Regions from separate parts of the Mus musculus genome. Here regions 2, 3 and 4 are each linked to region 1. The links are chromatin loops, found by intact Hi-C in ENCODE. Cell type or tissue: left cerebral cortex. All regions are shown on one strand. Region 1 overlaps Xpr1 (xenotropic and polytropic retrovirus receptor 1). Region 2 overlaps Gm41980 (a long non-coding RNA gene). Region 3 holds the start of Gm51649 (a long non-coding RNA gene). Region 4 overlaps Stx6 (syntaxin 6).

What was found. Peaks named below come from ENCODE experiments on the same cell type or tissue, not always from the same donor. Only the 100,000 strongest peaks of a DNase experiment are listed, where the experiment ranks them.
Region 2: it touches region 1 in a loop (9-fold over the local background); 28 of 42 quality-filtered maps call a loop at or near these places.
Region 3: a loop joins it to region 1, with 5 times the contacts of the local background. A loop is called at or near these places in 8 of 42 quality-filtered maps.
Region 4: a loop joins it to region 1, with 2.3 times the contacts of the local background. A loop is called at or near these places in 2 of 42 quality-filtered maps.

What each region holds. Positions count from the first base shown.
Region 1 is chr1:155,277,381-155,285,380 of GRCm38, reverse strand. Xpr1 (xenotropic and polytropic retrovirus receptor 1) reads left to right here. Exons shown (of 15, transcript NM_011273.2): 14 at 1,947-2,168; 15 at 4,311-8,000. The coding sequence ends at 4,371. Among named protein-coding and RNA genes, the nearest start is that of BC034090, 37 kb to the right of the region's middle. In left cerebral cortex, a CTCF peak has its summit at 3,701 (motif pointing right); DNase peaks (open chromatin) are centred at 3,824, 4,437, 4,833 and 5,198; H3K27ac peaks cover 2,987 bases.
Region 2 is chr1:155,022,281-155,030,280 of GRCm38, reverse strand. It overlaps Gm41980 (a long non-coding RNA gene), which reads left to right. Exons shown (of 6, transcript XR_001779499.2): 3 at 533-677; 4 at 1,408-1,463; 5 at 3,449-3,579; 6 at 7,360-8,000. Among named protein-coding and RNA genes, the nearest start is that of Gm41977, 5.1 kb to the right of the region's middle. In left cerebral cortex, CTCF peaks have their summits at 950, 3,018 (motif pointing right) and 4,301 (motif pointing left); DNase peaks (open chromatin) are centred at 2,105, 2,553, 3,530, 4,284 and 4 more places; H3K27ac peaks cover 3,757 bases.
Region 3 is chr1:154,782,999-154,790,998 of GRCm38, reverse strand. It overlaps Gm51649 (a long non-coding RNA gene), which reads right to left and starts at 4,014. Exons shown (of 4, transcript XR_003948055.1): 1 at 3,657-4,014; 2 at 2,131-2,258; 3 at 1,782-2,036; 4 at 1-182. It also overlaps a transcript of Cacna1e not described here. In left cerebral cortex, CTCF peaks have their summits at 2,742 (motif pointing left) and 4,565 (motif pointing left); DNase peaks (open chromatin) are centred at 101, 2,317, 2,720 and 4,583; H3K27ac peaks cover 821 bases.
Region 4 is chr1:155,161,301-155,169,300 of GRCm38, reverse strand. All of the region lies in intron 1 of Stx6 (syntaxin 6), which reads right to left. Among named protein-coding and RNA genes, the nearest start is that of Stx6, 6.6 kb to the right of the region's middle. In left cerebral cortex, a CTCF peak has its summit at 3,430 (motif pointing left); DNase peaks (open chromatin) are centred at 1,028, 1,647, 1,990 and 2,948.

The DNA of each region.
Region 1 (8,000 bases):
CACTCTGCACCCTTAGCTGTCTCTGCTCTCACTTCTCCCCATTCTTCCTCTCAACTCACGTCTGTGTTCCTAGCCCTGAAAGTGGTTCATGTGTCTATGTGTGTGCATGTGTGAGTGAGTGGAGATCAGAGTAGAAGCCTCAGTACTTAGTTCTCTCCTGCTACCTTCTGGGATCTAGGACCAACCTTGGCTTGTTTCCGTCTACTCAGCACCTCTACCTGCTGAGCCATCTCGCCAACTGTCAAACTAACCCATTCTTTAAATTATCTATAATAGAATTACAGACCAAATACTCTGTGGTACAGGTATAGCTCTGTCACTGCTCTTCACTCTTCACCGCCAGGGTGAAATTCCAGTGTTATCCAATTTCCCGGTAACACAGAAGCATAGGCAGAGAAACTTATCCGTCATCTTTATAGCTAATAAGTGGTGGCGCCATTATGTGAATCTAGTCAGTCTTCTGGAGCTGAAGCCCCTGGATTATGCTGTTCTGGTAACGCTTGCCTTTGGTTCTCTGTGTTTATCTTTTATCTCTCAGCAAAGCACTGGCTTCACTCAGCTTCTCAGAACCATGTTCTCTGTTCTCTCCAGCTTCTCAACTCTGTTACTGATTCTCCTTCCTCTTCCTGTCTGCATGTGTTGGGATGTTGCTCGGCACTCTCGTCTCTTTTAATCATATTCCTAAAGCCCTAACTCTGCCTTGATCTCCAGCGCACTGTGCCCTCTGCCTGCTGAGCCCTCCACAGGGCTATCTAGTGAGTAGGTAGCTGTAGCCTGACAGGACGGATCTGCTTCTTTGGTCCTTGTAATGATGTCACCTTCACTCAGACCACTTGACAGGTTCTGTCAGCTTCATCTTCCTGTGGATCTCTAGTCTCAGCTTCAGGTCACCATCGCTTTCCTGGACTCCTGCTCTACCAAGTTTTCTAACCGGCCTCCCTCTAGGCTTTTTTCCCTGTTCCAGTTGCTTTTCCACGGTAGAGTAATCCATGTAGAACAAATCTTGTTGGTCTCAGACGCTCAGTGTGAGCTGTGGGCTCTTTCTGGTGGTTTATGGGGCCCTGTGTGTATGGCCGGACCTCCTCTCCCTCTCCATCTTACTTCTGCTGTTTTAACCGTGGCTTCCATTCCAGTGCACCAACAGTGTTTTCTTGGTCAGCCTTTTTCCTCCTCGTCCCCCCTACCTAAGACATGTATCTCTAGGAGTCTCCTGTGACTTGCCTCCAGTATCACTCACACTTTTGTTGGATGCTGCCTGTCAAAATCAGTTTCCCTAAGCATTCTTAAGACGGGGACTCTGGGTTGCTTTTCTTTGCGTTCGGTCTGCGGGGCACCTAACAGCTGATTATTTACTTACTTCCCCACTGCCGGGATAGAGGCTGAGACCCACCTGCGTCATTCAGTGCCACTTCCTCATTTTTAATAAGCACTCAACAAATTAATAAACTTACTGGATAAAGAAAAATTATATTCCAAAATCAACTCTTGTTTCCTCCCCCACCTCCCAGTCCTCACACCATCTTTCTCTTTCATTTTATTTATTGTGCGGATGTGCATCAGGGAGCAAAGTCAACTGTCATTCCTCAGATACCTTCCTCCTCTATTTGAGACAGCCTCTCATTGGCCTGGAACTTCACCGGGTAGACTGGGCTAGCTCTAGGGACCTGCATGTCTGTTCCCATCTTGCCACTGTTGGGATCACAAAGTGCCCACTGTGCCTGGCTTCTTACATGTGGTATCTAGACTCAGGTCCTCACACTTATTAGGCAGATGCTTTCCTGACTGAACTATCATGGCTCTAGCTGTCTCTTTGATTTTAATAGTCTTGCCTATAATTGTTTTGTTTTGTTTTCTCCTTAGTGAGCAGGAACTTGAGCCTCCTGGAGGTTTACCAGTAGTAATATATTCAGATCTTAACATGAATGTCTTTACCCCATTTTGTTTAGGCGATTTGTGTGGAACTTCTTCCGTCTGGAGAACGAGCATCTAAATAACTGTGGTGAATTCCGAGCCGTGCGGGACATCTCTGTGGCCCCCCTCAACGCGGATGACCAGACACTACTTGAGCAGATGATGGACCAGGAGGATGGGGTTCGAAACCGCCAGAAGAACCGGTCGTGGAAGTACAATCAGAGCATATCCCTGCGTAGGCCCCGCCTGGCTTCCCAGTACGTAGAGTAGAGCACTCCTGTGTGGCTAGCAGCGGGTAACATTAGCTAAAAAGCTACTAGACTGGACCAGGTGAAGTTGCTGGCATTCAGCCATGCTTCCTCTTCAGACAGTAGTAACAAACCAACCCATGAGGTCAGACTTGTAGTATATCTTCAGGAGCACATGAGACACGCCAGGGTGTCTATCACCTACTGAGTAGGGATGTAAAGGACCACAGGAAAAGTGTGCTGGGAAATGACTTACCTGATTCTTGAGCATGACATGTGTGTGCAGATAACCTTCGAGTTCGTTTAGAAATCCTATCATTTGTGTAACCTTGTCTTTAATTCCTGTTAGCACTCTTCTGTACACTGGGATGTGTATAGTTCAAAGAGAGATTAAGAAGAATCAATTTGCTGGGCAGTGGAGGCACACGCCTTTAATCCCAGCTCTTGGAAGGCAAAGGCAGACAGATTTCTGAGTTCAAGGCCAGAGTTCAATCTGGTCTACAGAGTGAGTCCAGGACAGCCAGGACTACACAGAGAAACCCTGTCTCAAAAAATCAAAAAAAAAAAATTTTAAAGAATCAATTCATTATTTGTGAAATTTACCCAGCATCATCACAGAAAGACTTGAGCAAGCTGAAGCTACCTTATGAAGTCCATAACTAGGATTCTTACCTGCCACTGACTTTGTGTCCCAAAGCTAACAGTAAACATAAAGCATATGGTGACTGCACTCGGTGTTGAGAGAATAGAGAGAGAGACAGCAGAGTAGGTTACGATGAAAAACGTAAGTTGGACATTTTTCTGAAGGTAAGGGAGTGCTTGGACAAGGTAAAGACTGTGCCTGTGGAAATGGAGAGTAGGAAGGAAACACATGTGCTCAGACAGTAGTGAGAAAATGTAATTGGATGGGCTCATCTGAACTGACCCACACCTGTAAGCCCAGCATTTTGACAGTGGAAGCAGGAGGATCATAGCTACACAGCAAGCCCAGGCCAGCCTGGTTTACACTAGATCCTATCTCAAAAACAAACAAATAGCCAAAGACTAAAAACTGCAGGCTTCATCTTGTAGGGAAAGAAAAAGAACAAAACAAAACATGTTCTTCCAAAGAGGAGTGACAGGAAAGGAGACTGTGTCACTGCACAGTGCAGTAGGAAAGGGAAATCGGGACAGTAAAGGCCTGGATCGGGTTGTAAAGTCGGGTACAGGAGCATAGAGGAGATGAGCAGAAGGGGCTACAGTCCGGTGAGTACAGAAGCCCAGGCCTACCAAAGCTTTAGCTAGAGAGTGGGAATTTTCTGGAAAGAAAGTAGAGAAGGAAAAAGCAGAAAAGAGGAGAGTGAGTCTTAGGGCAGAGGAAAGTAGCAGAAGTCACAGTGGGAAATGAGCGGGAAGAGCACTGACTCAGCTGCACTCTGTCCAGGGAGGCACGGCAACCTGGGGTGCAGGAGCGCTGTGGGTAAGAGGGTGCTGAGGAGGTGGCTAGCCTCAAGGCCTGGAGAAAAGGCTGACAGACCAGAGCTCCTCACCGTGAAGGTCTCATAGCTACCAGCAGAGGGCAGTCTAAACATGGTTTCTGATCAAGAGGGAGGCTCTTGGTGCTAGTCTGTTCATTTCAGGGGTTTACAGGGAAACGCTGGGAAACTAGATGGCAGCCAGAGGAAGGCAGTTAGAAGAACAGGCTTAAGGTACAAAGAGTGCAGGGAATCTAAGGTGAGACCTGAGTCTCAGCTCTGACGTCATAGATTCATACAGCCTTAGCACAGCCTTAGCCTCCTGAATGTCAGCCTCCCCATCTGTCAAGTGGGAGTAACAGATCTCCTGTCAGAAACACTGCCTTCACTGTTGAGGCTAACGAGTGTCGGGTTACCCAGTCCCATTTTTATTCGGTACAAGAATCTCTGCACAGCCTCCTAAATCAGCAGCGCTAACAGTTTGACCGAGGCTCCTGGCTATCACTGTACCAGTGCTCAAACTCAGATCCTTGTTTCCGGGTACTGCTCCGTCTTTAATTCAGCCTACTGCTGTTCCTACCTCTCCACTTGCAGTACATAGCTCCTGGGTAGTGTGCGTGCTTGCTAGTGGGAAGAGTGGACCCAGCAGCACTGCATGGGACTGATCATACATGTTCATTTCCTCTGATCACGCTAGATCCAAGGCTCGCGACACTAAGGTATTGATAGAAGACACAGATGACGAAGCTAACACTTGAATTCGCTGAAGTCTAGAGTAACATCCTTGGTTTTCTACTCTACAATCCTTTCCTCGACCAACGCAACCTCCAGCACCTTTTTCCAGCTGAGAACAGGAGAAAACAGAACACGTTCCCGGGCTCTTCAGATCGGGTCCTATGGACTCCGAGCAAGCTCACTGTGTTTCTTTTCTTTTCTTCTGGTTTAATCTTCATTTTCTATTTTTAAAACAAATACTTCATTTTGCCAATCAGAAGATGTTTTAAGGAACAAACACCTACTATCTTACGGATTGTTTACAATCACAAGGATACAGAAGCCCATCAGGATGAAGAGAAGCTTTGGAAGGAACGTCTGATGCACAGCCCAGAGAGCTCAGCTTCGCCGGCCGGTTTTGACTGTCTGAAACCGGACACCGGTTTTTAAATTTTCTGTCAGTTTCTATGGAGAGTTTTTCCCTTCCTTCATAGCCAGTGCAGAGACACTGGCAGCACTTGCAGGGAAAGTGCAGCTTGGAGCAGCACCTCCTCCACAAAGCTACTTTTAATTCGATGTGACTTTTCTCATCTGGGGAGGGCTTCGGGTGGGTGGGGAATATGCTGTATTCGTTACATACAGTTTCTCATTATTTATGAAACTTAACCATAAATGAATGCTACTCCTGTGAAGGGAGGCAGGAGGAACTAAGGCTCACTGGCACTGCGGAGGGTCAACCCCACACACCTCTTTCAGGAAACAACTAGTTGATTTTTTTCCCCTCATTTGTTTTAACTTTAAACCAAAGTTTTATTGCTAAATTTTAAGTTGCTGCTCTAGAGTCCCAAGCATCACTGTCATGACCAGGCAGGCATCCCCCTTGCATCCCAGTGGTGGAAATCCAGAGAAAAGGCTCTGACTGTTGTTTCTCTAGGAACAGGTGCAGGATACAGTCACCCAAATACCAGTCACAAAAATGACGGTTTGCCACGTGCTTCTGCATGTAGAATTGTAATCTTTACCAGTGGAAAGACAGGCCTGTTTCAGGCCCCTCACACTTTATTAGACATTTCCCCTTCTGGTCTCACCTTCTTCAGCCAGAATTTGATCAAATTAAAAGTCTTTTGTGGGGACTGTATTTCTGAGCATCTAGAACAAATCCTTTATATTCATCGACACAAAAGATCTTGGTGGCTATTTTTAAACCCAGCTGTATTAAAAGGTGATGTTGAATTTTACGACACCCCTACCATGGCCTGCTTTTAAATTCGGGGCTTCTAAACCTGGTTGTACTTTTTAAATTATATTTCTTAGAAAATTCAGGATATAAATACCTACTTTATTCTCTATCTCACCCCCTTTCTTCATAAATTCTCTAGAGAAGCCTAAAAACATACAGCGCTTGACTGTCTTGAAAATGGTTGGTTTCATATCTGGTACTCATCAGCTTGTCACTGGGAATCTAGATCGTTGGTAGTAGTGACTGCCCAGCATTCTTGAGACCCTTGATTTTCTCTCCAGCATGGGTCAGGGTAGAGAAACAGCCATTATTCAGTAAAATTAATATAAATACCAGGAAAAGGTAAATAAATGGCCCCACCCTTCAGATCTAGATAAAAGTCCCACGTAGGAGGGCCATGAACGTGTGCCCTTGTCAGATGAACTTTAGACTAAGAAACCGGTGACTAGGGAAACAGCAGTAACACTTACATTGTTTTAAAACTTGGCTACTGCCCCTTAGCTCGTGCTTGTCATTAGCTCCTCCTGCATATCAAACCCTTACTCACTAAAGTTACAGCACTGCTAAAATCCTACTGATTAACTCACCAGCTTCCGTTTACAAAGTTTCTTCCATTTTTATTCTGACAAAGTTCCATTTTTTTCCTCCTTTCTCGATTGAGATTTTTAACAACACCTTGCCCCCATCCCCCACCCCAAAAAAGCTCACTCAATGTTGTAGGTTCTGTTGCTTTTTGTGTTTTGCCAAGCATGTCCCTTGCCCCAAAACTAAAGAGCAAATGTTTATTTAAAGTAAAAACAAAACTATAAATAAATTGTATACTTTATAATAATCAGTGGTAACAATTTAGAGACCCTGGCAGATTAAAGGTTGCATTATTTTTATTTAGATTTTTTTCCCTTACTATTTTGTACTTTAAAGCTGGGGATAGATTTCACTGGTTTCTGAGGTAACAGCAGTAACGATTAGGAATATATAGAAAAGTTCAGTGACCAGTCATTTCTTGTACAAATAAAATCAGTGGTACTGTGTATCCAGAGCCCTGTGAATTGTCAGCTTCTTTCTCTGGTAGTGAGCTGAGTGGCGGCACACACTCCTCACAGTTGACTCCTGATGTTCCAGCTCTCTGATGTCTTTATGTCAGGTAACACAGAGCCAGTTTGGTCTTTCTCCCCCTGCCAGGATCCCAGGCCCTAATCAGTATTATTTCTTTCATAAACAGTAAGTGATGGAGTATATTCCTTTTCTGATATCTGTCCTGTTGACCACTCAGACGTAAGTTTACAAGCTGTGCGGCTTACATGGCAGACGCTCCAACGTGTATTCAGATGCTCTGGCTGCATCCCTTCCCAGCTCTAAAGAGATTTCTCCATCAAAAGACTTTAGGAAACGACATATGCATTAATTATTTTCCTTTGAAAAAGGCAATGTGCATTTTTCTTTCCTCAGTTTCATCTGCCCCAGGCACTGTGAGCAGTGTCCTGCTAATGTGCTCTTGGATAATCCTGTACCCTGAAACTCTCGATGGAACACACCAATGTCATGTCACATAAACCAGAGGTAACACTTATCTGATTGCAGCCTTAGAACTCTTAATTTTAGTTTTATTTGAAAAGGACCCCATTTTTAATAGCGCTTGAAATACCCCCAAAAGAAATGAAAAAGAGACTAAAGTCCACTTTTCACTTTATACTCATGCAGAAAGCAGTGTAGTTGGAAGAGATAGCCGTTTGTTGTTGGCAAATTAGCCTATACCGCAGCTGCCTCGACAGTGGGGTGTTGACATGCCCTCCCACACCGAGGCAGTGGCGGGATCAGCGATGAAGTCAGCCCCATAGTTGGGTGTAATGGCCACGTGCAGGCTTTCTGTCTCCAGCCCCCTGTATTACACTCCTTAAACAGACTGTTTAGATTCAGGGGACACAGTGAGTGCCAGTGGCTCAGCAAGAACCCAGGTGACCTCTTAGAGGAGGCCCTCCCTCCTGGGAGCCATGACTCCCCATGTGCTAGATGAGCTCTCATGGGCGGTGTCTTTCCACCATGCTTCCCTGTTGTCTGAGCAGGTGAACCTAAGGCAAGGCAAGAGCAGAGCTGAGGGAGGCACACTGACAGGGAGTCAGAGTGTAGTTGATGGAGAGGACTGGGTGGGGCTGTGGCAGCAGGAGCAGGGCACTGGTAAATCCTGTGACTCGGGCTGTGACTTCCTGTCACTTGCTTTATTTACGGATAGTTCTTTACTCCCAAATTCAATTTTCCAAGCAGTAACTGCAGAGATTTCTTATTCTAAGAAAAGGGGTTTAGAAATAACACTATCTGTGACATTATATTAAAACCATGGGATTCTCTAGTGATTATACTATTGCGTAAATGTTTTAGGTTGTTGTTTTTTACATAAAAATAAAATTTGCCTCCCTCTCAATAGGAACTTTTTAC
Region 2 (8,000 bases), 260 kb after region 1:
GATCCTGGACTGTATGAGAAGGAGAATCAGCTGTGTACAAATAGTTGTTATTCCCTTGCCATCCTGATTTTAATGTGCCCAGCTGCTTCAAGCTCTAGCTGCCCTCACGTCCCTGCCTTGTCGGACTGCACCTTGAACTGTGAGCTCAAATAAACTCTCCCAAGTTGGTTTTTCCAGGCTGTCTTCTCACTGCCACAGAAAAGAAGGCAAGGCAATGTGGCAGGGGCCTGCAGTGTCAGCCCATGCTGGCCGTTGGGCCAGCTCAACCAAAGACAGGGCTCTCGACCCATGATGGGAGAGCAAGTGTGTTGGAAGCTGCAACTGAGGCTGGTGTCCAGCACAAGTCAGGTTTCTTCCTGCTGTCTCTGCATCCCTGGTAATTGTCATTTACCCCTGGGGTCACAGCTGTCTGCCTACTCCATCACCCAGAGCCTTAGGCACTTGGGTTGCCCAGGAAGCAGGGTTGGCACCTGCTATGTACCTGCACAGTGACAACCAATAAAGTCGCTCTGGGGTTTCTGCTTCTTATTAGGATCCCAGGATGGAATGGAGAGGGAAGAGCAAAGACACAAGGCCGCTTCCCCACACTCTCCAGGAGCTCTGAGGGCTTAGATGTGTGGGTGGCGGTGCTACTGGAGGACGTGAAAAGAAGCACAGGAAGGGACACAGAGGCAACGGTAAGAAATAGGTTGGGGTCACTTCTTAAGTATGAAGCTAATTGCTATAGGGGAGCAAGCTTGTGAGTTCATACCTCCTGAGGGGCAGAAAGCCCAGCTCTGGGGCCACAGCAATTGGGAGAAGGGGTGAGATAAGGCTACAGGAGCCCCGAAGCTTCTGCTGAGGAGGCTGGGCTTTACATAACGAGCCACTGGGAGTCACGAACACAGGAAGATGATTCAGCCAACACATGGCGGCACAGGGAGACAATTCTATCTTCCTGTGGCGAGGGGGCGCAGACTCAGGTGTTAGCATTCATAGCAGCCGGAGCGGAGCAAGCCTCCGTAGCTGGGACACCGAACTGCCTGCCGGGGATCAGGAAGGCCGAGGGGCAAAGGTGGCTTGTGGGGAACTGCAGGAACTCTGGCCGAAACGTGGGGGCATCCAGTAAAGATGCGGCTAGGTGTGGGTGGGCAGGAAGAGTTAGGCGTTAGGGGGCTGAGAAGGAGGGGCAGGAGGGACCAGCCGTGGGGGGAGGGCTTTCTAAGTCCGAGGGAGTAGGGTCTAAGAGCAGGCTTTCTCTAGGTCATTCCCACATGCAGGTGAGCCGGGAAGACCAGCTGCTGGTCTTTCCAGTTGTCAGTGGCAGGGGAAGCCCAAGTTTCCATGCAGGGGGATTGCTGGTTCTGCTGACAGGCACCCCGTGCTTCCTGTTTCCTGATTGTAGAGAGAGCTATGTTTTTCCTCCAGGGAAAGAGGAAGTAGTCCCACAGCTGTCCCAGTAGCGGCTTCTGAGGTTCACCAAGGTATGTCCCTGGTTGTCTATTGGGCCTTTGAGTCCCTGTCCAAGATCCCAAGCCCATTGGGCAGTGAAAAAGGTTTTCTTTGTCTTACCAACTTCTAGGCCAGTATTTCCCAACTGTGATTAAAAGGAGCACCACCTAGGGAGTTATAAATAACCCTCGTGCCCAGGCAACAACCAAGACCAATTGAACAGAGTCTGAGGGGGAGAGCGTATTTGAAAGCACCCTGGAAGATTGCAGGGTACAGCCAAGCTTGGCAATCTCAAGTCCAAGTCCATGTTCCCGTAAATGGTGCTATTAACAATGGAGCAGGTGTTCCTGATGTCCTGAAAATGTGGCAAGGCCAGTCCAGGCTTCAGGGAAGGGCTTAGCAGGGGGAAAGGTCATTACCGATGTGAACAGCTTCTTAGTTACAAAATTGTCTACTTCCTCCTTGTCAGACAGCTGTGGACACCTGGACTGGACCCTTGTCCCTGTTCTCTAGGGTTGGGACAATTCCACACACACACCTGTTCTTATCTCTAGAACAGATTCAGGCTATGGTTCGAGTGTGTAGCTCGGACTGTTAAGCTAGCATACGGGAAAGCTGAGTGACTTTAGCCACCTACTCCAGATTTTCTCTCCCCAGGTTGGAGGTTGTGTTCAGGGTACCAGCACGGTCTGGTTCTAATGAGGGCTTGCTCATTTCCTGGCTTGCAGACAGCAGCTTTCTGCTCGTATCTTCAAAAGACAGAGGAAACTCTGGTTTCTCTTCGGAAGGTTAATCCTTCCAGACTCCAGTCTCCTCATGACCTCACTTAGAGTTAATAATCTTCCAAAGGGGTCCATGGAATCAGGGAGAGAGTACGGATGTCTTTCCTCTATACTTGTAGTGTGTGTGTGTGTGTGTGTGTGTGTGTGTGTGTGTGTGTGTGTGTGTGTGTGTGTGTGTACACGAGTCTCATTGGCCGCACAGGCTACCTGAGAGGGAGGAAGTGGGAGGAGTGGGTGGCTGCTCTTCTTGGCTGATCTCTGGAGACCTGCCTGCAGGTCTTGCAGTTGTGCACGCCCACCACACTGCCTGTCACCTCAGATGGATGATCAAGTCATACAGATGCATCCTCAGTACTTCTGGCTCCGCCTCCGTGGGCGGCGCCTCCCTGGCTTAGCAAGTCTGTGCTTTGATATTGAACTGCTTTTCTTTGCTCTGGGTGATTTCTTCATCACTGCCACTCATTAGTGTTCTTTGTTCCCCACAATTCGCTGGGGTTTACATAATGCTACTCGATTTATGTATTTTAATGCACACATTCTCATTTCGTTTCATTCAGGGAACAGGAACGAGGGTCCAGTCCAGGTGCCCACAGCTGTCTGGCAGGGAGGAAATACACAGAAGCAGTTCACACTTGTAATGACCTTTCCTTTGTACTTTTCCTTTTAAATAACTTTTTGTTTTATTTAGGCTGTGCACGGTTTCATAACTTACATCTTTTTAAAAAATCAATAATTATTAGCTATTCCTTTATATCTCTAAGGATCCTGAATATTTTTTCTTTTTTTAAAAAAGACTTATTTATTTTATGTATGTGAGTATACTATTGCTGTTTTCAGACACACCAGAAGAGGGCATCAGATCTCATTACAAATGGTTGTAAGCTGCCATGTGGTTGCTGAGAATTGAACTGAGGACCTCTGGAAGTCAGTCAGTGCTCTTAATCGCTGACCCATGTCTCCAGCCCTATATTTTTTTCATAACATCTATCACTACTTGGCATATTATCCTTCCCACAGTGTGTGTGTGTGTGTATGTGTAAATGTATGCGCCAGTGTGTATGCATGTGTATGTGTGTGTTTGTGAATGTGTATATGTGTGTGAGTGTGTATATGTGTGTGCATAAGTATGTGTATGTGTGAGAGTGTGTATAGTGTGTATGTGTGTATGTATTTGTGGGTAGAACAGATGATGTCACGTGTCTTGCTACATGGCTTTCTACCTTCTTTTGAGACAGGCTCTTTCACTGAACCTAGAGCTCACTGATTCAGCTGGGACAACTAGCAGTGAGCTTTAGGGCGCTGCCTCTCTCCTCCCGAGCCCAGCGCTGAGATTAGACCCCTAAGGCCGTGCCCATCGTTTTTTTAGGTGAGTGGTGGAGATCCAAACCCAGATGCCCTGCTTGCAAGGCAGACTTCCTAACTGGACTCAGTTCCTAACAAGTACTCATTTAGACTTTACTAACGGAACCATCTCAGCTTTGGATTCTAAACTTTAAACTTTTTCGATTTTATCTATTGCTGCTAAGTGTTTGGAGGGGCCTTTGGATCATCAACTTACAGTAAATACTACGGTGCCTGGAAGTCCTGTAATTAGAACTCATTTAGAAGACCATCAAACCTATTATAACAGGGCCTTAGGGGTTTGCTCTTGAAACTGCAGAATACTGATGTCTGTCACTGTTAAAGTTCACCTTGTTCCTCCTCCTCAGTCTAGGAGGGGGCGGGGGTGGAGGTGGGGAGGAAACAGAGGCCAAGGGATTTGCTTCAGGCCCTGCATCTTGTTAGTAGCAGAGCCAGGACGGCAAACCTGATTCCACAGCCTGGGGCTTTGTACTTTTGCTTTTGAACATCCACTTTCTTTCACAGCATGACCTGCCTCTGAGCCTCACAGTTTACAGGCCAGCTCTGGCTGCACTCTGTCCCCGTGGTCTTTCTCTCCCCAGGCATATGGCACATAAGTGGGAAAGGAAAAGATTGGACTTTAATAATTAGATGGTGACAGCTCAGGAGAATCTCTGCATGGGACCAGAGGCCCACAATGGATGAAAACACATTTTATATACGCCACTGCCCTCTAGTGGCCACAATGAATGTCAAGTCTACCAGATGAACAGTGAAGGCAAACATTCAGGCATAGTCTGAACTCTTAGCCCCGCATGGAAACATACACTGGGCCCCATTTAGTTGGTATTCAAGTGCCAAATGAATAACATATAAGCTTATAGAACCCAAATCTATTCTCTGATGCTGATCATCTGAGGAGCACTGCCAAGAGAAATGTAACAGCCACTTAGTAACAAGATTCTCAAACCACATAAACTAGTTACTGTTAGTGCTGTATTCTACTTGACACAAGTTGCCCAAAAAATTATTATTTCAACATTAATCAATAGCTAATATGAAAAAGAAACATATATCTTCTTCTGGTACTGTTTTCTTTCTTTCTTTCTTTCTTTCTTTCTTTCTTTCTTTCTTTCTTCTTCTTCTTCTTCTCCTTCTCCTTCTCCTTCTCCTTCTCCTTCTCCTTCTCCTTCTCCTTCTCCTTCTCCTTCTCCTTCTCCTTCTCCTTCTCCTTCTCCTTCTCCTTCTCCTTCTCCTTCTCCTTCTCCTTCTCCTTCTCCTTCTCCTTCTCCTTCTCCTTCTCCTTCTCCTTCTCCTTCTCCTTCCTCTTCTTCTTCCTCCTCCTCCCACCTCCTCCCTCCCTCCTCCTCCTCCTCTTCATTTTGATATTTTCCAAGACAAGGTTTCTCTTTATAACAGTCCTGGCTGTCCTGAAACTTGCTTTGTAGACCAAGCTGACCTCAGACTCACAGATTATCTATCTGTCCTACCTCTGTCTCTAACCCTAACTCTGCTGGGATTAAAGGCGTGAACCACTATACCCCACTATACCTGGCTTTTTTTTTTGAGATGGGTTTTGTGTGTCCTGGGTCATGTAGCCAAGACTGACCTTAAACTACTGATCTCCTGCCTTTAATTCCTAGTTGCTTGCCTTACAGATGTGTACCACATGCCTGATTTATGGTGCTGGAATTGAATCCAGGGTTTTGTGTTTTCTAGACAAGCATTCTAACAACTGAGTTATAGCCCAGCCCTGGTCCTGAAGTTCTTACCTCTAGCATTGTAAATTCAACATCTCTGTCTCTGTTGGCCTGGCCACACTATGTGTGCCCACTGGCTGAGTGGGTCTTGTGGCTGTTGCACTGGGCAGTGAAGGTGAAGGGCAGCATTTACAAAGTTGGTTCTTGTGATTGCACTGGTAAATGTAGGTCCATGAGGGACAGTTCCACCAGTCTGCAGCAAGATAAGAGAAATAGAAAGAACACTCTTTACGTGTAAATTCAGCATAAGATTAGTGGCTGTCCTTTTGAGGGACCAATGTGATGGCTCTCTGGACATAGTTGCTGTCACTGTTTCTGTTCTTCTCTGAGAGGACGGTCCCAGCAGATGGTAGTTTATTATTGAGTAGCACAGATGTGATCCCCTTCAGGGTTCCCCCTCACCCCCTCCACCTTTGATATCCACCGACTCCTGGGGACTACTGTGCTAAGTGGTTTTTTCTTCCTGCTTAGACAATTGATGCTCACAACTGGGACAGATGCCTGCGTGATGGTTCCTGAGCTGTTCTCTGCATGTCACCTGTATGCCCTCTCTGCTTTACAAAAACAGTGCAAGGAAGTGATTGTGAGCAAGGAGGGGTGACCTTCAATTTGCTCTAAAAACAACCCCAAGGACTAAGCCATTTGCAAAATCCAGTTTGTAGCAATAAAAACAAATGACCACTTGACTGAGCATCTAGATGGTGCTGCTCCTGACTTTAGAGGGTGGTTTCACTATAACATGATTTCTTCCAAGTTCAGAGCAATAGAAGCCACTGCTAAGGGGCAAAGCCTTTAATAACTCCAGCCTCTCTAACAGCCCTGTGTTGGGCTAAGATGTGCAGGGAGAGGAGTCTCCCCTTTGTAGTAATCCTTGTAAGGAACTTGGGCTTGCAGTGGTCTGAATTTCAGTCTGATTTTAGTGTTCTCTTATCTTTAATTAGTATCTCTTTTGTGTCATCTGTTTGCTTTGTGTGTCCCAGCAGGTCACAGTCCTACCATAGGTTCTTAGGCTTGAAATTTCAAAGTCTTAGAACGTGACTTGTGGCCACTCCGTTTATGAATATGGACTTTCAGCTCCGTGGTCTGTAGTCACGAGGGTTCTAATTAGAATTGCATTTTGTTTTTCAAATTCTATGTGACATCTATGCTTGAGTCATAACATGGAAAAGATGTTAGTAGTAGATGGAAATTGTGTAAATCAAATCATTTTTGACTTGTCTCAGATGCCACAGCTTTTGTAGATCGATTGATCCTCCCCGTTTTAAAAATTCAAGCGTTTGATAAGCTGTCTCGCCTGAGGATGAGGTGCCTACATATTAAACATAAGATGCAGCTCCCCTTCCGGATTTAAGCAGCATCTCCACAATTATCCGCTTCGGAAGCAATTACACTAAGTATTAATAAAGGGGCTCCAGCCACAGAACAGCGCCCAAGGGAGGCTCTGACTGGAGTCAGGGCTAATGGCCCGGCAGTTGTTTTAATGGATTTCCAATGAAGTGTGAAGATGACAGACCAACAAGGCCTGAGACTCTATGACAGAGCACAGTTAGCACGGCCGTGGGTACCCCAGCCTCATTTCTGTTTGCATTTCTTTAGTCTTGGTGAACTGATTGCATGAGTATTTACTGATTAATGTATATTTAACAGAACTCATAAAATGTTTGTTGATTCAAGTATCCATAGGAGTCTGACAAAATCAGTCGAGGTGGGGTTAGCATGGTTTCCTATAGTGACAACATTAAGGAAGATGAGGAGCCTGAGTCCAGGGGCTCTAATGGCATAATTTCTGCTCTATACTACTGCAATCCCAGCTCTCTGGCCCTCAGGTCCCAGTCTTCTACACCCTAACCAGTGAAGAACAGAGCTCTGGATAGTTAGCCCTATAGCCTTGTCCTCTGCTGGGATCATGTCTTTTGTGGCTCTGATTGGAACAGCATGCTGGAGAGGAATGTCTAGGAGGAGGTCTCTTCAAATGACAAGCTGTTTCTACCTGTGTATGGTAAAGTAACACAAGAATTCCAATGGCCCCTTCTATGATTCCACAGGGTGTGGCCAGAGTCAAAGGGAAGACAACGGGAGAGGCCTAGAGGATGTTCCGGATGCCGACAGCTGGTACCTGCTGAGGTTCTTGAAGTCATGATTTCTGTTTCTTCCTTGATCAGTTCTAAAGATTCTTCTGCATCATGGGTATTTCATCAAACACCCATAGAGTAGCCAGGATTTGGGGGGACCACAGATAGATGTTCTATCTATCTATCTATCTATCTATCTATCTATCTATCTATCTATCTATCTATGTGTGTCTGTCTGTCTGTCTGTCTGTCTGCCTGCCTGCCTACCCACCCACCTACCTATGTATCTGATGTCTTACTCTGCAGCTCAGGCTGCCCTGGAATTCTATATAGTTTAGGCTTGCCCTTGAATCTGTGTCCATGTCCGTTTCTCAGTCTTCCAAGTGCTGGGATTACAGGCTAGAATCACCACACCCAATTAGAAGCCGATAGTTCTATAGGTTATTCTATAGTTGAGAAAACTATTGAGGAGTCAGTCTCATTGGGGCTGGACAAAGGTGGCACCTGAGCTGGATTTTCTGACCCTGCTGCTCTCTGGGGTACCCTGACGCTGTGTTGCAAAACCTTTCCCGGGGAGATGCTATGTAAGTGTTACAGCTCTGAGGAGAAAGGCT
Region 3 (8,000 bases), 490 kb after region 1:
AGAGGGAAGCGGCATGTCCGCCACCACAGTGCTTATCACCGGTATTGTAATTGCCTGTTTACCTGTCTGTTTCCCACTCTGGGCTGTGCACAGAGATGCCTGTCTGCTCTCCACTGCGTCTCTATTGCCCGGCGCCGCCTCTCCATTGCTCAGTGCTGCGTCCCCGTTGCTTGGCACAGTACCTGGCACATGACAGACACAGAATAGATGAAAAGAGAAAATAGAGAGCAATGTCGATTTGTATATTGGGTAACAAAGGCTTGACGAGGCCAAGCGGCTGGCTCTGTGTGACAGAGCCGGGGGTCCACGTCGTATCCCCTGACTGCACAGCTGGTGCTTGCTCCACTAAGGTGTTCTCTCTGCCCCAGTGTCCCCCGCAGGGACCATCAAAACACTGGGTGGATGGCAGGAGTCCAGTTCATCCTTGACTTATTACAAGGTTGCTTGTAGACGTTACTGTTACTTGGGCAGACTGTAAGCCCTGGTGGGATTTAATGCTTACCTCGCAGTCCTGTTGTAAATCTGAGACACTTTTGTTAGACCACATAGAGCAATGTTAATAAGACCCAGGATCGTTCTGGGCTTCCTCTGTGCCTACAGTCTTCATGGGTGGCATCAACTAGGACTCTCTATTTACTCAACTCCTGTGTGTGTGTGTCCGTGTGTGTGTGTGTGTGTGTGTGTGTGTGTGTGTGTGTGTGTCCTGACCCACCCCTCTCCAGCTTACTCCCTTGAGACAGGGTATTTCACTGAGTCTGGAACTAGGCTAGTGGCCAGGAAGCCCTAGTGATCTTCCTGTTCACACCCCTCTGTACCCCCTTTTCACACAGCTCATGGGTTACAGGCATTGTGTACAGCCATGCCCAGGGCTTTTTGTTTGTTTGTTTGTTTGTTTTGTTGATGTTACCGTAAGTGCTGGGGATTTGAACTTAGGTCCTCAAGCTCCTGTAGCAAGCGCTTTTACTTGCTGAGCCACATCCCCAGTCCCCAAACCTTTGATTCTTGTAGCAAAATATTTGGTTGATATCTCTGCACTCTTGTCTCATGTTTAAGATATAACACTATAGGAACAAAACTCCTCACCCCCTTCTGACATGGTTTCACCCCATCATTAGTCCTGGCTCAGGATGCAGTGCCATCTATCCAGTTGCCCAAACCAAATGCTAGATATCACTCATTCCTCCTTTCTCTCTCTTCTGGCCAGGCCACTGTCACCTACACTATCACAATAGCGCTCTAATTGGCCTCTCCCCTTGGATGTTGGTTTCCCGAAAGCAGTGAGTGTATCCATCACAGCGACAGGGCCATTTAGAGTTGATACAGCTCTTCATTACATCAGAGGACAACGTGTCCCCCACCTGCTCTGTGCCATGAGTCTCTCTCAATCTCCGTAGAGAGCGACCTGTTTTCCCTTAGTACTGGTCTGCTTTCACACTCAGACAAAGTCTGTTTATGTTCCTTCCCTGGATTTACTCTTTGTCTAGAATGATTTTTTCCCCTTTAGATCAACTGTATAACCATAACTCTTGTCATTTAGACCTTTGATGCCTCCCCAAAAAAGTTGCCCTCATCATACAGTCTACAAGAGGCCCCTGGCCATTGTGTCCTGTCACCACCGGCAGCTTCCTGCCTCCTTTGACGAGTGTCAGAGCTACGGGGAGAGGCTGTTACTCCCTGGTCACCACCAGGGTCAAAAACAACACCTGCATTTGGTGTGATTGCAAAGGGAAGAATTCTCCATGAAGTGTTGTCGTGGCGAAAATTATGACCTAGGTTCTCACCAGGCTTTTCTGCCGTATTGTCAGGACTAGTCCAGGAAGCTCAGGATAACGGGGACTCTAGCTGTAGAGCAGGCTAGCCCTGTGGAACTCATGGGCTGTAAAGCAAGGCAGGCATAGTGCGAGTTGTCCGGGGACGCTCTTCCTTCCTGCCACTGGCTGATCTTGGCAGACTGTGTCTTGTTTGATGTTCTATTCCAAGCTTCATTCTCCTCCTTTGCTGGATTGCAGATGAGTGCAGGGGTGTGTTTAAACAGCCTCGGAGGGAGGGAAACTATATGTAACAACTGCTCTACTGCTTGGCCCTTTCCCCGAGGTGCCATGTTCCTCACCCCCAAGGCCCATTACTTACCATTACCATCTGCCTGGGGCTTCTGAGGGAGGTGAAGCAGAGGCTGGCTCCGCTAGGGTTGGGGATCTGCTGCAGACACAGTGGATCTCAGCAGCCTGTGGGTGGGTAGGTGTGGAAACACACAGTTCCTGGCACAAGACAGCAGTGAGCACGCATGAACATTTAGCATCAACATCGTCCTGACCAGACAGGTGAAGAAGATGGGGATGCTAGGAGGCTGGTGCTTTGCAGGAACCACTCCTCCACGTGCAGGATCATGTGGTGAGCAATGCACCACTCCTGAATTCCCACTCTTGTCTCATCTTCATCTGCTCTGCTGTACTGGTGTGTGTGTGTGTGTGTGTGTGTGTGTGTATGTGTGTGTGTGTGTGTGTGTGGTGTTCCAATGAGGATGGGACAGCCAGATTGGGAGGAAGGACAATTGGACGTTCAAATAGCATCCTCCCAATCATTTACATTGTACTCAACAGTACTACAAATTCTGTAGGAGGCAGATATCTCTGCCTTAGGGCGTTCTGGCTGAATTTTAAAGGCTATTAAGCCATGTTCCCTCTGGCCCTCTTGAGAAGCGGCGGACCCCACACAGATCTAGAGGCACGTGCTGCCACCTGCTGGCAAAGTTGGGCACAACTTGGCTTAGTGCTTTGAATAATAGTGTCCATGGAAATCATTGCAGGAGAAAAATTTATTTAGTTGACTAAAAATTCTTTTGTTTAATGATCTGATATTTTAGCTCCATTTCAAATTATGTCCTTTTGGAGGCTAGGCAGTCTGAAGGTCATGTTAGTCCTTACTAACCCTATTGCTACCTTCAGCTTCGTTCTATCATTTGTACGACAGCTGGCCCTGAAGCTCCTGAATTTCCAGTCCAGTAAGGTCCGACTCCCCTAGCTCAGAGATTACATATTTTGGACTCTTAGAGTTTCAGTATAACATGCCTGCAGAACAGGACACATGCCTTCAACATGTCAGCACTGTTATCATCAGATAGCAACACATTTGAGAGCCAGCAGCTAAGAGACCTGCAGCATACGTCCTGCTTCCTTGGGGTTCTGAGCAGAACAGGAAGTCACAGAGAAGCCAGGGGAACAGCCTCCCCACCCCCATCTCCCCGCCCCCGGAGCCAACACAATCTGACAAGTCCTAGGGATTTGCTTTGATATGGGCCCCTTGCGGATGGAAAGTTGGTATAGTGCAGTCCCCAGGACCCGAGTTAGATCCCCACACTCAGACAAATGCCACGCATGTGTGCCTAGGACCTTAGAGCTGGGCAGACAGAAGCAGGCAGATTTCCAAGGCTCACTCAACAGCTGGCTTTAACCTTGGGTTTTGTGAGAGACCTTACTTTAAATATAAGGAAGGGAAGCATACATGCTAACCTCTGGTCTCCACATGAAAACACATGTATGTGCATCCATGCATCTGTGCACTCACACATGAACATTCACACACACACACACACACACACACACACACACACACACACACACGCACACACAGGCCCTTTGGGCAGCTTCAGCACCTACCCTTCGATTTCTTTACTTGTTCTGGAAAGCTTCAAAACAAGGGTCCAGCTGTACAACTGGTCTTCAATGACTTCTGTTTTTCTTAGTGTTTCTACCTTTATATCTTCCACAGTTCTAGAAACTTCCCTCTGGGGCAGAGAGAGAAAAAGAACTGGGTGTTGCCTGAAGCAATGCAGCTTTGACTCACAGCTGTGGATCTGTCCTTAGACCCCCCACTGGGGGCTAAAGAAGGCTCCTGCTTTGCTAGAAGTACAAGGAACACATGCTTCAGGAACAGTGACTGACAGACAGTGTCAGCATTCAGGAAGCTGAGGTGGAAGATCTCGGGTTTGAGACTAGTCTGGCCTACATAGTATAAACACAGAGGGGGAAGGGGAAGGGGAGGGGGAGGGGGAGGGGAGAAGGAGGGGGAGAGGGAGAGATGGAGAGGGAGAGGGGGAGGGAGGGGGAGGGAGAGAGAGGGAGGGAGAGAAGGAGAGAGGGAGAGAGGGGGAGGTGGGTGGGGAGGGAGGGGGAGGGGGAGAGAGGGAGGGAGAGGAGAGAGGGAGAAGGGGGAGGTGGAGGGGGAAGTGGAAGGGGGAGGGGAGGAGGGAGAGAGGGAGAGAGGGAGAGAGGGAGAGAGAGGGAGAAGAAACACCCACCTCCCGCCTCAAAGCAGTAGGAAGTTCAAGGCAGTAGGAAGCTAGCCTTCCTGCTTCCCCTGAAGCCATCAGCTGCTCTGGGGTGGGGGTAGAGGTGGAGGTGCATAGGTGTCTCTGCCTTTTCTTGAACACTATGCCAGCACTAGATCTGTTGCACAGTCATCTTTATGGGGGGAAAAAAAGAGTATTGAAAACCACATCATGCTAGTAGTAAAAAGGGAAAGTAACTCTATGCTGCCCTCCAGTGGTTTTTGTCTGTTCATTGCAGTCATAGTCTGGGAAGCTGCACATTGTTACAGAGAACTAGCGCATCCTAGAGGCCATTCATCGAATGACAGGCCAGGAAGCAGAAACTAAAACCTTGGCAGAGAGGGTGAGCAGGGCCAGAGGTATCGCTCTAATCCCAGGCATCCCCGCCACCCTAGCCTGCACTGGCTTTTCATCCTGCTTCTGAAAGAGCCCACCGGGGTACCTTGGCTGCACGTGAGTCAAGGCAAAGATGAAGGACATCTTCCCTTGGATGTGATAGGATGCCCGGAGACAGAGTAGAAACAGTGCTGAGGAGGTGAACATAATCGAGGGAATCTGTGGTGGGCATTAGAGCTGAAAACATCGTTGAAAACAGATGCTTATGTAACAGGGTCGATGCCCACGCAGCCCCAGCACCTAGCTGCACGAGACCGTTGATACCACCGTCTCATAACTTCATCTGAGAAGCTGAGGTGCAGCCACGTGCCAGCTTCCTGACTTGGAGCCCTTTCCTCTTAACACTGCACATCCCTCTGCTGGCCATTCCTAGGCCTTGCTCTCTTTTATCTGCCCCCACCCCGGCCCACCACTTTTCTCTTGTCCTGAAGTAGAGAAGGGACGAATGTGGGTGGAGTTTGCCTCCTTCCTCCCCTTCCCCTCTCGTCCAGAGCCCCTTGCTTGCAGATCCTTTGCAGCGATGCCCACATACACCGCCCAGCTTCATCATGTTCGCCCTGTGCCCTAAGACACCGCCTCATTACCTGCGGGTGTTAGTTGCAGAAGCCCCCATCCTCCCCAGACTTAGAGCAGGGGGAGGTTCTGTGTTTAGAGCAGGTCAGAGCTGTGGCTAGTTAACGAAAGAAAGCATACGTGGGTCAGCGGAGTGTGTCGCTGATGTAATGAACGTGCTGGGTCCACTCCAGCTTTGTGCCGTAGCCCTTGATCTCATCCTTCCCAGGGTACCATCTACACAACAGTTGTCCTTCCCCGTCTCCAATGACTAAGCTGCCTAGAGCTTGTTCCTTCTTTCCTTCACCCCCGTTCTGTCTTCTCTGTCACGGAAGTGAAATCAAACTATGCTTGGAAGTTTACAATTTGCTTTTTAAAAATTTTTTAAATTTACTTAAAAATATTAGTATAAGATGGTCCCCTTTCTCTGGCTGTTTCTAGAAAGATGGTTCTTAGCGTCTCTATAAGGCAATACGTATAACTGCTGTGATCTCAAGTTCAGTGATGGGGGGATCTGCCAAGGAAAACCCGTGGCACGTGCTGCTATGCCTGCACTTCCATTTCTGCAGGCTGAGTCCGTGGGAGCCGCCTGTGGAAGGGCCTTTCCCGCGTTGTGCCCTCACTCCCCCACCTCCTGGCTGCTGCTGCTTCATAGCGCCCCTCCCCTGCATCTCAGCCTCACATTGAAATGTGAACTTTCGCCGTCCGTGTTATCTCTCAGGTCCCACAGGAAAGGCGGAATGAATTAATAATACACCAGCAGGAAACAGAGAGATGGAGCTATTAGTTGTCAGTCAGTGTTCCTAACCTCTCAGGGCCACTAATTAGCTCACTGGCAGAGTTGGTTTCATCCCCAGCCAGGGCTGTACTTTTGGGCATGCCTGAAGCTCAGCTTGTGGTATCCGGCACAGAGGGGCAGCCCTGGGACTCCTGGATGGATGGGGCGTGTTTGCTGAATTTAAAAGCGTCCATAGGGAACCTTGGTGCCTCCTAGGGATGGAAGGATGATCTGGGGTGGGGGCAGGGTGGGAGCGGTGGTATCTGGGCGGAGTTGGGTGGTGTGTATGCTGTTCTTGGGCCCTGGTAGCTGGCTCGTGGTTCTGGTTCCTGCCACAGGTGAGTTCCTCTTGCCAAGCTGTGTTGTGCATAGCTGTCTGAAAGCAACATACTGCTTTCTAACTACGGGTTCTCCCAATTGGAGAGTCTTTACACGTAGACTTTCAGAGGGGGAACATGGCAGTGCCAGGCTTATAGAAAGGGGATCTTAAATTGTTTCTTTAAGAAGTTGTACAGATTTGGCCTTTACCCTCCTCTGTGCTCTGATGTGCAAATTAGAGGCATCCGTCATTCCTCTGCAGCTAGGGCCATTGCTTAAGAGCACATGGGATAGTTATCTATTCTTCAGTCCTGCCTATGTTCCTTACAAGCTGGGCAGCTTGGTGTCTTTGTTACACAAAATTAAGAATCATTTACTACGGAGGTGCACTCTAATCTGGTGACATCCACCTTTGTCAAGCTTCCAGATAAAGTGGTTGGGATTCTTGAAGCTTCGTTGGTCTCTCTCTCTCTCTCTCTCTCTCTCTCTCTCTCTGAGAGACCAAGTCTCTTATATCCCAGGCTTGTCTCAGACTTGCTATGTAGCTGAGGATACCCTTGAACTACCGATTCTTTTGTCTCCACCTCCCTGCGCGGTGGAGTTACAGGCACACACCATCTGGTCTCTGTGCTCTGTGCTGGAGCTCAAACCCAGGGCTTTGTGCATATTAGGCAAGCACTACCAACTGAGGTGCACCCCACCACACCTTTCTGTTACTAAGTCCCCCCTTCCCCTTCCTGCCTTATATGCATCCACTTTGGGGGTTGTATGATCAAAGAGCCATTCACTTCTCTTCCCATGTGGAGCTTCTGACCTCTCTGCTGGCCCTGGATTAGCCAAGGATGGGTTCTGTCAGGCACCTCCTCTCTTCTTCTGTGCAGAGGGCACTTGGCTTCACTTTTTTCCTACTTTACTCCTGGCCTGGTGCCATGCTACTCCAGTGAGGTGAGTCTGCTTGCTGCAGACTGGCTTCGGGAGAACAAAGTGAGGCAGGGCTAATGTTCAGTTTTACTGGAGTTACTTTTGGAGTCAAATCTGGGCTAACAGAAAGGGGAGGAGAGGCTGGGACCAAACAATAAGCAAAGCTGGGCTGTGGTACTCAGGTGTCTTCATGGGTAAGAGGAAGGTTTTAGAGCTTCTGTGTGGTCTGAGTTGTTCCAAGTTGTCCCGAGAACAAAGAAACTAGGCTTCTAGACCCTAATATAGACTCCTCCAGAAGGTGTCATGACTTTGCTGGCACCTAGAGAGGATACATTACCTGTAGGTTGCATGCTAACATCCCCAGAAGCTGGTGGGGGTCAAGAATACCCCAGCCTAGAGGGGAGATAGTGGTACATCCCAGCACCCACTTAGAAGATGTTGGCTTATAGGTCCTGAGCCTGGAAGTGAGGTGGGTGGAGCCTCGCCTCTGTTCAGTGCGAAGTTCTACAGCTGTGGCTTATTTAGTTGGGACACCAGAACCATTGGGGACACTAGGCAGCAACATGTCCCCACCACGTCTGCTGGATCTGTCCTTCTCTGTCTCAACCTCAAATCATACCTCTGTGAAAATGACTGGAACCTTTCAATAGACTGTTCCCCACTTTAGCCAGCGGGGACCATCTGCTCAGCTTGCCCACCCCAGCTAAA
Region 4 (8,000 bases), 120 kb after region 1:
TCTTCTTTCCTGATTAAGAAATGAATGTACCTTCTCAGAAAACAGGAAAAGCCAGCTAAACTTTCCAAACAAGACTTTTACTGTCTTCAGACAACAGTTGATAGCAACAAGACTAAGCTTTGGAAGCTGGCTCAACAACGATCCATTGGTATTGACTGTAAAGCCTCCTCCATGCGAGTTTCCAATTTGTCATGGCGTAGTAAAAGGCTCACCATCCCAAACAATCTAGGTTGGGAGGGCTACATTTCCAAATGTTACCCCTCCATAAAACATCACAAAGGTTTTTGTTTTTTGTTTTTTTTACTTATATTTAATTAACTTTGCTAAATATATGCCTGCAATAGTGGTACATGCTTTTAATCCCAGCCCATAGAAGACAGAGGCTAGTAGATGTGTGCGTCTGAGGCCAGCCTGATCTATTGAGATCCTGCCTCAAAAGAAAAAAAAAAAAAGAGTTTGCCAAATACAGAAGTAAATGAGGACTATCTCAGCTAACAGCAAGTGTAAACTTTGGATAGGGTTTAAGTGTGTCTTAAGGGTTCATGCATGCCGGTGGTTTGGCCTCAGCATAGCAGTATTGAAAGCTTTAAGAGGCAGGTCCCAGCAGAAGGTGAGTAGATCTTTGGCAGTCCTTGTGGGACCCCAGGTAGTTCCTGAAAAGAGAAGCTACTACAAAAGACAGAGCTTGACCCCTCTTCCTTGCCTCCATGGCATATGTCCCTCCCATAAGTGACTGCATCAAGGTGTGATACAGCTCAGGGCCTTTCTCTATAGGACCCAGCCTTGAACTCTCCAAGAGCTGAGTAAATCTCTTCTCTTTATAAGTACCCAGCCTTGTTACTGCGTTGGATCAACAGAGAAGACTTGGTTTCTTAGTAGCTGCTATGTGCCTGTGTTAACAAGCTGTGGGACTGCAGTTCCAGCTTCCCTTTGGGTTCTGCCTTTCTTCTCTGACAATGCAGACAAACTGAGTTGGCATCTGTTCCTGTGCTGTGCAACAACTACTCCCCGGCTTGTTGTAACACAGTGTTTGCAGTGCTCACAGACTCTGTGGATGAGTGATCAGACACAACAGGGATGACCTGCCCCAGGTCCACACTGTTCCAGGTCTGAGCTGAAGAACGTTAAGAACAGGGGTTCTCCAGTCACTTCTCCAGGGCTCTCTGGAGGTATACCCCCATCCCTCTGGGGGAGTGACTTAAGTGTGGCTGACTTCCTACCCAGTCAGATGATGCATCCTAAGTGAGTGTCCTAAGAGAAGATGACGTAGGAGAGAGCTGTGATAGTTGAGGGACCTTAGGGGTCAAAGGTCACCACTTCATTCTGTTCATCAAGACAGTGACACAAGTCTACACAGGTGTGACACAAAGGAACACAGACTTCTGACTGACAGAAATGAGCACCTACTTCCCAACATAAGAAGCAAATGAAACAGTGCCTACACTGGGGCGGCCTGTGTCTGGGGCAGCAACCATCCTGTAAGTCTCCTTATGGAGAAGCTTCTGGTTTGAAAACATACAACATACATAACATACATAAAGTCAGATAGTTTCTGAATCAGAGCTGCAACCTCAAAAACCCAGGCTGCAAGCTATACAAGCCTCAGCAACCACTTTCCTCAGCCACCTCCCACGCTCCTCAAGCTAGCTCCTGCCCTGCACCCTACACTCCACTCCACTGCCAACCTCGGGGGAGAAAAGCTCTTGCCACACACACTTTTTGCATTTAAGGGAAAATCAAAACACTCTTCACTTAGCTCTACTACCAACCAAATTCAGGGGAGAAAAGGGCTCTTCTTAACTACCAACAGTTTTATATGTGTGTGTGTGTGTGTGTGTGTGTGTGTGTGTGTGTGTGTGTGTGTGTGTGTGTGTGTGTTTGTGTGTGTGTGTATCTATCTATCTCCCTAATTCACTGTCATACATTCGTTACTTGTGCATTACTATGACCAAATTAGAGAGAACAAGCAAGGAAAGACTCGGCTGGGCATGGTGGCGCACGCTTTTAATCCCAGCACTCAGGAGGCAGAGGTAGGCGGATTTCTGAGTTTGAGGCCAGCCTGGTCTACCAAGTGAGTTCCAGGACAGCCAGGGCTACACAGAGAAACCCTGTCTCAAACCACCACCCCCAAAAAAAAGAAAAGAAAGGAAAGACTGATTTCTGCCATAGGGTTTCAGAAGGGTTCAATCCATGCTTGGGCAGAACATGGTGTCAGTGGGAGAATGTGGAAGAGGAGAGGTGTTCATTCATGGCAGGCAATAGCAGAGAAAGTGAGACAGGAAGGGCCAGGGACAGGATACCCCCAGGGACAAAAAGATGGGCAGACAGAAACACAGACACACACACAGACAGGCAGGCAGGCATGCGCGCATGCACACACACACACACACACATACACACACACACACACACAGAGCGACTTACTTCTTCCAGCTTTTGAGAGCTCCCAAACAGCACCAGCAGCTGCCCCCTTCAAACCCAAGGCACAGCACGCTGCTCCCACAATGCCCTGTGCTAGTCCTCACAGCACTAACCCTGCAGGCCAGGTCAGCTCAGGAGTGAGTCTGACTTGACCTGACTGTCACTACACCTGACTCGAGACACTTGTTTTCTTGACATGGTTCTTGTTCCTGTGACCTGTGCTTTCTAGTGTACACTGACTTTCTTTCCCACTTGATCCCGTATTCATTCCTCAGAGTCCTCTTACAACTTTTGGGTACTCACCAGCATTCAGGGGTTCAGAGCACCTCTTTAAAGCTGCTCAGTCTCCAACTGTCTTTCCAACTCCAGCCCCTTATCCAGGGTTACCCCTTCCTCATTGACCACCTCCAGGGCATTACTATTGCTAAAACCAAAGATTGTAGCATCTCCTACAAGAAAAGCAGGCATTCAAACAAGCAAGCAAAGGCAGACTAAAAAGAAAGCCTGCCTCCTCCTCTCTCTAACTCCTACCGAAGCCAACAGTGCCACCACTTCCCAAGCTTGAAGACTTAACCTAAGTGTGAGTCACTGCCTCCTCCTTTACTTCTTAACCTGCACAGCCTCCACTAAGTCAACCACTGAGATTTTAGATCTCAAGGAAGTTCCAGGATAACCCAGCCTTAAACCACCCAACAGCTAAAGAGATCCAGAGCTCAGACATTTTGGCTGCTTGCCTCAAGTTTATTTGACCTTGAAGATGAAAAGTATTCTACCACCAAGACCTATTTAATCTCAGTTCTGAAAGCTTCCAGAAAGCTTCTGCTTTCCTTATAGATCTATAATGTCTGTGTTTAAGGCCTTGAAAACGTGATTTTTGGGGATGGAAAGATGGCTCAGAGGTTAGGGCACTGGCTGTTCTTCGAAAGGTCCCGAGTTCAATTCCCAGCAACCACATGATGGTTATGAAACCATCTATAATGAGACCTGGTGCCCTCTTCTGGTGTGTAGTCATATGTGCAGATGGAACACTAAACAAATAAGTAAATTTTTAAAAAGTGATTTTAAATTAGTGAACTGTAACTTCTCTTAAAAAACAACAAACAAAAACCACAAAACCACCTACTGGTGGCTGGAGAGAGGGCTCAGAAGTTAAGAGCACTTGTTCTTGCAGAGAAACTGGGTTCAATCCCCAGTATCTACATGGTGACTCACAACTGTACATTAGTCTAGTTCTAAAGGATACGATGTTCTCTTCTGACTTCCATGGGAACCAAACATTCATGGGAGCACAACACTTATATACATAAAATAAAATAAGTTAGTCTTAGCCTCACCCCCCAAGTTTCCTTGACTCAATGAGGGAGAATAGCAAAAACAAAACAATAGCAAAAAAAAACAAAAAAACAAAAAACCACCTCCTAAGCAAGATACGGTTCATGTGTGCATGTGATCCCAGCCCTTGGGAGGCAGAGGTCAGAGGACTGCCATGTTTCTGAGGTCAGCCTGGGCTGCATATTGGATTCCAGGCCATCTTGAGCAATATGGTGAAACTCTGTCTCAAAAGCAACCACACAAACAACCAAGCAAAGGTCCGAAAGATGGATGGCTCAGTCAGTGATGACTCTGCCTTCCTGTGAATATGGTGGAAGAGGAGAACTCCCACAATCTGACTTCCAAACATTCAGTGTGCTGTGCCCCACCATGTGTACAAAGTAAATACAGATTTAATTTAGAAAATTAAGTACAAAAAACCCATAGGATTATGGCCTTAGTGGTATAGTCTTCTTAGTTGACCTAAGTACACGTGTGACATCTGACAGTTGACAACAATGTTCTAAGAAGGCACCTCTCAGATTATAGCCCAAACACCAAGCAACACGTAACTGTACTGACACATCCCAATATGCTAAATTTTATGGTTTTCTTGATGTCTTGTTTCAGTAGAGACTGCAAATTCAAAAAAGCTAATTCTGAAAGCTTGTGTAACACGGGGGAAGGAGGGCTAAAGAACCAAAAACTGACTGAATTAACTCATCAAATCCTGAGTGAGCTCCTACCCTGCATTTTCACATCCAAAAATTAGTATTGAATCTATGCACCAGCAAAGGATTAATAGAACAGGCTTCTTAAAGTACCCAGGCACATCCTAGGGACAGTCTGGCAATACTCATGAAAAGCTCTGTTGTGCATGTGCGCCGAATCAGCTATTATGCTACAGGAACACCGTCCGTGAAAACAACCTAAATCAGCAACAGGCCTGGGGTAAGTAGGTTTCAGAGTGAAAAACTACAGATGTAAGTTACTTAGAAACTGCTTTTGCTGAAGACAAAACCAAAACCACTGACGGTTCTTCTGGGTCTGCAAGGGACAACAGGCCTCCTGTACAGGACAGACTACCCAAGGCTGAAAACAGTCATCTGCACCCTAGAGCAGATCAGCTAGTAGGAACTAGATTAGTCCTCTCCTGCAATGTCAAAGACAGTCATTACCAGATGGGAGGCAGAGCAGACCACCACCTTTGCAGGACCATCTGCTGATCTTTGCACACTTAAAACAGTATTTCACAAAGGCCTTCTTTTTAATTTCCTTCACACAGACACAGCCTGCACCGTAGCCAAACCAATATTCCTAAATCCCTAATTTCCCTTCCTTCCCAGTTTCCAAAGTCTCTAAAGTCATCAAGATGGGGTATTCCTTGGGTTAACATGAGTTGACTATGTTCTACCTGGACTCAGTGAAATTAGGTTGTTTAAATGTGGAGCCTGCAGCTGTTGGCTGTGCAACCCCTCAGCTCCTTCTCTTTGACATGAAACAAAATTTCCCATTATCTGGTCTGTCTTTTCAAGGTGACAATTCATATAAAGTGTTCCTGGCTCAAGAGATGTAGCCTTTAAATACTAGCTGTTCTGTCTCAACAAACTTTCTACTCCATTTGTCTGCATACATCCATAATTTTTAAACACACAGTGCCCCCTGCCAGGGGCCTGTGCTGATGGTGTCGCCTTCTATGAAGCAGCCTACCTACTCTACCACCACCACCAGTAAAGACTGTGTGCTAGAATTTATGCTGTGCATTTAAGATACTAGACCGGAAATGCAGATAAAAGGTCACAGTTAATAAGATGGGGCAAGGAAGCAGCACAATATAGAATGAGAGGCACCAGTGAAGCCCTTCCTGAGGCAGTGGAGTGCTCACAGTGACTCATGGAAGCTCAACGTGTGAACAGGCAGAAGTAAGAGCCTAGTGTAGCAGGCACAGACTGGACTGAATGCTGGAGCACTGAACCAAAAGGGAGCCCAGGGAGTGTGTGCTCCACCAAGTGGTGTTCTGGAGATGGCTAACGAGGCAGGGGGTAACCCTGGATAAGGGGGTAACCCTGGATAAGGGGGTAGCCCTGGATAAGGGGCTGGGGTTGGAAAGACAGTTAGAGACTGAGCAGCTTTAAAGAGGTGCTCTGAACCCCTGAATGCTGGTGAGTACCCAAAAGTTGTAAGAGGACTCTGAGGAGTGAATATGGGATCAAGTGGGAAAGAAAGTCAGTGTACACTAGAAAGCACAGGTCACAGGAACAAGAGCCATGTCAAGAAAACAAGTGTCTCGAATCAGGTGTAGTGACAGTCAGGTCAAGTCAGACTCACTCCTGAGCTGACCTGGCCTGCAGAGTCAGTGCTGTGAGGACTAGCACGGGGCATTGTGGGAGCAGCGTGCTGTGCCTTCGGTTTGAAGGGGGCAGCTGCTGGTGCTGTTTGGGAGCTCTCAAAAGCTGGAAGAAGTAAGTCACTGTGTGTCTGTCTGTCTGTCTGCCCATCTGTCTGTCCCTGGGGGTATCCTGTCCCTGGCCCTTCCTGTCTCACTCTCTCTGCTATTGCTTGCCATGAATGAACACCTCCCCTCTTCCACACTCTCCCACTGACACCATGTTCTGCCCAAGCATGGATTGAACCCTTCTGAAACCCTATGGCAGAAATCAGTCTTTCCTCTCTTATTCTCTCTAGTAATTTGGTCATAGTAATGTAGAAGTAACGAATATTATGACAGTGAGTTAGGGTCAAAAATGTATAAAACTGTTGGTAATTAAAAACAGATTTTTTTCTAAATTCAGCTGAATTCAGGTTGACAGTAACATCATCAAGGAGTGTTTTGGTTTTGCATTTTGATTCTGCAGCAGGTAGCCATTAACTGACACTAAGTAGGCTACACCTGTTTAGACCTTGAAGGGCCATACTGTGCTGTCAATATTAAATTCACATGTAACTATTCAGGTACAACTAAGAACTTTGAAAGCATTGTCACTGAGTAACTAGTATTTAATTAATTTAAAAACTAATATGCAATTTGTTTGCCAAAAAAGTGGTATTCATGTTTGAAGCAAGTAGGGCATGTGAATTTCTTATTTCTTCTTCTTCTTCTTCTTCTTCTTCTTCTTCTTCTTCTTCTTCTTCTTCTTCTTCTTCTTCTTCTTCTTCCTCCTCCTCCTCCTCCTCCTCCTCCTCTTCCTCCTCTTCCTCCTCCTCCTCCTCTTCCTCTTCCTCTTGTTTGAGGTAGGATCTCAAGTAGCTCAGGCTAACCTCAAATTCATTATGAGGCTAGCTAGCTTCTGAACATCTGTTCATTCTGCCGCTGACTCCCAGGTGCTGGTATTACAAATGTACCCTATCACCCCAGATTCTGAATATATCTTTTGGATTGTAAGTTTAATGAATTCTAAATATAGGACAATATATTCAAAGTTTTAACATCCAAATTGAAATGAGATAGAAGTTTAAAATAACAAATTTTGAAAACTTTATACAAATAATGTTTAATTGCATGTTGAAGCCAAGTGCATGCCTATAATGTCAACACTCAGGAGGCTGAGGAATGAATACCAAGTTTAAGGCTACCCTGCACTACACTGCATATACCAAGCCAGCAAGTTCTACACAACAAGACCCTAGCTCAAAAACAAAACAGACAAACAGCAAAACCCACAGCAGTAATAATATTTTCAAATCTACTAACAGATGTTAAATTATTTTTACTTCTTTTTTAATGTAAGTAGTAGAAAATGTAAAATGATGCATGCTCATAATTCTAGCAATCAAAGGGCAGAGGCACGCTCAGAAGATCAAGGCTGGATTGGAATACAAGAGACTTGGCCACCAAAAAAACAAAAAAGTAAGAACAAAAAGAGAAGAAAGTGGAATTTGCTTTATATTTCTGCTCAACAGAAATTGGTTGGTTGGTTCAGTTTTTTGTTTGTTTGGTTTTTTGGTTTTGGTTTTTGCATGTTTGGTTAGTTTGTTTGTTTTGAGACAGTTTCTCCATGTAGTTCTGGCTGTCCTGGAGCATTTTGTAGACCAGGCTGGCTTCAAATTCAAGAGATCTGCCTACCTCTGCCTCTGGAGTGATGGGATTAAAGACCTGTGTCACCACCTCCCGCTTCCACTGAGTAGTTTTAAGCAAACACATCAAAAGACAGAAGAGCCGGGCAGTGGTGGTGCACACCTTTAATCCCAGCACTCAGGAGGCAGAGGCAGGCGGATTTCTGAGTTCGAGGACAGCCTGGTCTACAGAGTGAGTTCCAGGACAGCCAGGG